Linked DNA regions of Homo sapiens: region 2 is linked to region 1. Evidence: read pairs that join two places in POLR2A ChIA-PET (ENCODE). Cell type or tissue: PC-9. All regions are shown on one strand. Region 1 overlaps AXL (AXL receptor tyrosine kinase). Region 2 overlaps LOC124904790.

What was found. ChIA-PET counts read pairs that join two places held together with the same protein. Peaks named below come from ENCODE experiments on the same cell type or tissue, not always from the same donor. Only the 100,000 strongest peaks of a DNase experiment are listed, where the experiment ranks them.
Region 2: POLR2A ChIA-PET joins it to region 1 with 11 read pairs; 4 of 35 experiments call an interaction of 5 or more read pairs at or near these places.

Annotation. Positions count from the first base shown.
Region 1 is chr19:41,219,863-41,222,362 of GRCh38, reverse strand. AXL (AXL receptor tyrosine kinase) reads right to left here. Exons shown (of 20, transcript NM_021913.5): 2 at 1,505-1,727; 3 at 1,117-1,217; 4 at 307-483. Among named protein-coding and RNA genes, the nearest start is that of AXL, 1.9 kb to the right of the region's middle. RefSeq lists an enhancer at 1-924. In PC-9, no CTCF peak of the experiment used is centred here; no DNase peak of the experiment used is centred here; H3K4me3 peaks cover 1,037 bases.
Region 2 is chr19:41,153,885-41,156,384 of GRCh38, reverse strand. The region is part of intron 2 of LOC124904790; the gene reads left to right. Among named protein-coding and RNA genes, the nearest start is that of CYP2S1, 38 kb to the left of the region's middle. In PC-9, no CTCF peak of the experiment used is centred here; no DNase peak of the experiment used is centred here.

The DNA.
Region 1 (2,500 bases):
CAGAGAGAGGCCGGGGTGAATGGAGGGAGAGAGAAGCAGAGAGACAGAGAGAGAGACACATACAAAGAGAGACAGAAAGACACACACACCAAGAGACAGAAAGAGACAGAAAAAGGCATACGGAGAGAAATAAGATAGGTAGAGACAGAGAGGCAGAGACAGACTCAGAGGGAGAAACGAGAGAGACAGACAGTGAGGGACAGAAGGACAGTCAGACACTCACGCAGAGGTAGCAATGTTCCCTTGCTCCTGACTTCAGCCCTGCCCGGCCCCCTATTCGGAGCTGACCCACATCCCCGGACTCACCTGGAACATGCAGGCTGCGCTGGGGGCCGTGACCTGGAGCCGTGGCCAGGGGGACAGCATCCTGGAGCCAGAGTAGGTCCACGGGCTCTGGGGGTCCCTGAGCTTGGCAGCTCAGGTTGAAGGGGGTGTTGGCGGCCACAGTCCTGTCTTCGGGCTCCTCCAGGAAGTAAGGCAAGCCTAGCGGGGTGGGCAGTGGTAGAGGCTGGGGTCCCTCTGAGGCCCCAAGATGCCTGACTCACCACTAGGATGCTGTAGGCTTTGGGCAGCAAACCCACCCTGCAGGGTCATTGACTTGCCTTATCTGATCCCCGAGGGCACCTGAGCCATACCCAACACACACGTGACCCCAATATCTGATTCCTCCCATGTCAGACCCCCCACGATAGCTGAGCTCCTCATGTCTCTCTTCCAGAATGTCTGACAGCTCATCCTCATCTCATTCTATGGATGAGAAAAAAGAGACCGCTGGGGTCGTGGGGACAGGGGTACGTTGCGTGCCTCTGACGCCTTATCTGAAGACCAGAATGGCCTCCTGTGACCTGATGGTGTCTGATGCCTAGGACATCCAACTACCCCCAAGAAGTCTTTTCACCCAGAACATATAATCCCCCAGCCTTGGCACCATAACTTATATGGACTCCCAGCTTCTTGACCACCCAAAACTCTGACATTCTTAGGCTGTATGACGCTAGGTTCATCCTGAATCCTCCAGCACCCTTTGACCTTGACCCCTCAGGATTCCTGACTTCCCACAACCTATGAGCGCCACATGTCCTCTGACCCCTCAGGACCCCTGACCCCAGAGCTCACCCTCCAGCCCAACATAGCCAGGCTGGGACACGAAGGTCTGATGTCCCAGAAACACCAAACACTGGTACTGTCCCGTGTCGGAAAGCTGCAGGGAGGTGATTCTGACAGGGCAAGAGGAGAGACAGAGAGGTTCAGGGTCAGAGCTGGACACTGGGAGGGGGTCTGTCAGAACGGAAAGAGGGTGTCCAGTCTGGAAGCTCATGACAACCACGAAGTATGTCCTATTATTAACTCATTTTGCAGAAGAGGAAAACGAAACCTAGAGGTTCCATCACATGCTCAAAGCCGCACGGCTGACAAGTGGTCAAACTGGGGTTCCCACCCAGGTGGGCTTTCTGCCCTCTGTGTGACGGAGGTGGGAGTGGGATTCGGGGATGTGGCCACACACCTGAGCTGGCTGACCACTATCCAGTCATCCTGTTCATCCTCACCCAGGGGCACCTGGGTCTGGGTGCTGTCCGCGAGCTCCAGGATCTGTCCATCCCGAAGCCAATGTACCTCGGGGGGCTCTCCCTGAACCTGGAGCTGACACCGAAGGGTGCCCGTGAGTCCCCGGGCACCTGTGATATTCCCTGGGTTGCCCACGAAGGGACTTTCTTCAGCCTGCGTGCCTGGAGGGGAGATGGGAAGAGTTAGCTTAGGAACCCCCCAGCTCCTTCCGGCCCTCAGTTCCACCCTGTCCTTGCCTGCCCACCGGCGGCCAGGACCCCGCCAGGCCCTTAGGCCGACATAGTTGCAGAGTGACCTCAGAGTGGGGTGGAGGGCGGAGGCTCTGAGAGGAGGACGGGAGCCCTCCCAAGGGACTGGGATCTAGCGTCCATCCCGTCGGGAAGGAGGCTCGGGATCTGGCAGCCTCCCACGCCCTGCACTGCCTGGCAGGGCCAGCCCCTGCCCCCTCCGTCCTCTCTTAGGTCTCTAGAGACTTAACAGGTCGCGCTGGTGCTGGTGGATGGAGGGGAAGAATCAGGGGTTGGGGGAGAGAGATAAGGGTGGTGGTGGGGGGAGATAAGGGTGGTGGCGGAGGGAGAAGCCAGAGAAAGGCAGGGGAGATGAGACAGAGAGGAGCACAGATACAAGGCAAGACAGAAAAAATGAAGAAACAGCCCTCAAGAGAGAAGAAAAGGTGGGGGCGGAGGGGGGATACAGTCACAGAGGGAGGCTGAGAAGAGAGAGAGAGACTCAGAGAGCAGGGAGAGATAAAGGCAGAGACTGTGAAAGAGAGAGAAACAGAGACCCACAGAGATAGCAGAGCTGGAGGCAGAGACAGAGAGACAAAGTGAGAGCCTCCTCCCCAGAGATGGAGTGGACTGGTGGGGTAGGGACAAGTGGCGGGTCAGGGGGGTGGTGTTGGCAGGGAGAAGCGTTTTCCCCCAGGGCTCCAGAG
Region 2 (2,500 bases), 66 kb after region 1:
TTTGATATGACCAGTCGTTTGGATAGTTATGTAGTGGTATCTCATTGTGGCTTAAATTTGAATTTCCCTAATTACTTGTGATATTGAGCATTTTTACATGTGCTTTTTGCTATCTGTGTGTCTTGTTTGGTGTCTGTCAAATCTTTAATTTCCTATCTTTTGTCCTGGAATGTGCCATTCCAGTTGGAATAAGGGAACCCATTTCAATGGCTGAAATGAGCCATCTGAATTTTTTTACCTCTATACCAGCCGTTACAGGGCTTTTCAAAGATGCTAGTGCTTCTGATGCCAGTATATTTCTCAATGTCATTGTGAAAGGCATGTTTCCTTAGGAGATATTGTTAGGGTGTGTATGATCTTCTAAACTTAACAGGTACTCTCCAACATTTATTATATCAGTCTTTGTTTATTTGTTTGTTTTGAGATGGAGTCTTGCTCTGTTGCCCAGGCTGGAGTGCAGTGGTGCGATCTCAGCTCGTTGCAACCTCCACCTCCCAGGTTCAAGTGATTTTCCTGCCTCAGCCTCCTGAGTAGCTGGGATTACAGGCACGCGCCACCATGCCTGGCTAATTTTGTATTTTTAGTAGAGATGGGGCTTCTCCATATTGGCCAGGCTGGTCTCGAACTCTTGACCTCAGGTGATCCACCCACCTCAGCCTCCCAAAGTGCTGGGATCACAGGCGTAAGCCACCATGCCTGGCCTCAGTCTTTGGATTTCTTCCTCTACATTACATCAACAAATCTATGATATCAACTATATATTATATCAACAAAACTAAGCTTCATTTAGTTTAGTCCAACAGAGCCAATAATTTGAACAACTTCTAGAAAGTTGATCTAGCAATATATCTAGGATCTCTGTTAGTGTTTCCATACCGATACACATAGCCTTACAAAGCACTATGTGACAAATTATCTGGTTTAGCATGTGCAGAATCCTTTCCCACTTATAATCAGCTTTCTTAAAAGGGTATAATTTACATTCCATGAAATCCACAGGTTTACAGTTCAGTCAATTATGACAAAGGCATACACCCATGTAACCCAAATTTCTCTCAAGACACAGAACGTGTTCATCACCATAGAAGCATTCATCATGCCTTTTCCCAATTCATAAGCACTTGAAAAGCAAGCACTGTTGTGATTTCTAGAACCACAGATTAGCTTTGCCTTTTCTAGAGTTTCCTGTGACTAGAATTCTATATAATACACCCTTTTTTGAATCTCACTTAGCAAAATGTTTGAGATTCACTCACGTTATTAGTGTGTTAGTAGTTCATTCCTTTTAGTAGTTTGAATTAGTAGTTCATTCCTTTTCAATAGTTGAGTAGGAGTCCATTGTATAAATAAAGCACAGTTTGAGTTTGTTTATCCATTCTCCTGTTGATGGACATCTGAGCTGTTTACAGTCTCTTGCCAATAATAGAGCTGGGATAAACATTCCTTTTTTTTTTTTCGAGACGGAGTCTCGCTCTGTCACCGAGGCTGGAGTGCAGTGGTGCAATTTCAGCTCATTGCAAGCTCCGCCTCCCGGGTTCATGTCATTTTCCTGCCTCAGCCTCCCAAGTAGCTGGGACTACAGGCGCCCACCACCACGCCGGGCTAATTTTTTGTGTTTTTAGTAGAGATTGGGTTTCACCGTGTTAGCCAGGTTGGTCTCTATCTCCTGACCTTGTGATCCACCTGCCTTGGCCTCTCAAAGTGCTGGGATTACAGGCGTGAGCCATCGCACCCGGCTGGGATGAACATTCTCTTACAAAGTTTTATGTAGACATAAGTTTTTATTTCTCTTGGATAAATACCAAAGGGAGAAATAACTGGCTCACAGAATAGATGTTACTTTCTCCCAACACTATTAGGAAAAAATTTCAAACATAAAGAAAAGTTTAAAGAATTGTATAATAAACACCCACATACTCATCACTTAGATTCTACAATGAACATTTTCCCATGTTTGTTTTGTCATATCTATCCTTCTACCCTCCCACCAAACCACCTTATTATTTATTTTATTTGTATTTCTTGCTTTGTCACCCAGGCTGGAGTGCCATGGAGTGATCACAGCTCACTGTAACCTCAAACTCCTGGCCTCAAGCAATCTTCTCATTTCAGCCTTCCAAAGCACTGCGATTACAGGCATGAGCCACTGCACCTATTTATTTATTTTGAGATTGAGTTTCGCCCTTGCTTTTTTTTTTTTTTTTTTTTTTTTTTTTGGGATGGAATCTCGCTCTGTCACCCAGGCTGGAGTGCAATGGTGCGATCTTGGCTTACTGCAGGCTCTGCCTCCTGGGTTCACGCCATTCTCCCGCCTCCGCCTCCTGAATAGCTGGGACTACAGGACCCCGCCACCACGCCCGGCTAATTTTTTTTTGTATTTTTAGTAGAGATGGGGTTTCACCGTGTTAGCCAGGTTGGTCTTGATCTCCTGACCTCGTGATCCGCCCGCCTCAACCTCCCAATGTGCTGGGATTACAGGCGTGAGCCACCGTGCCTTGCT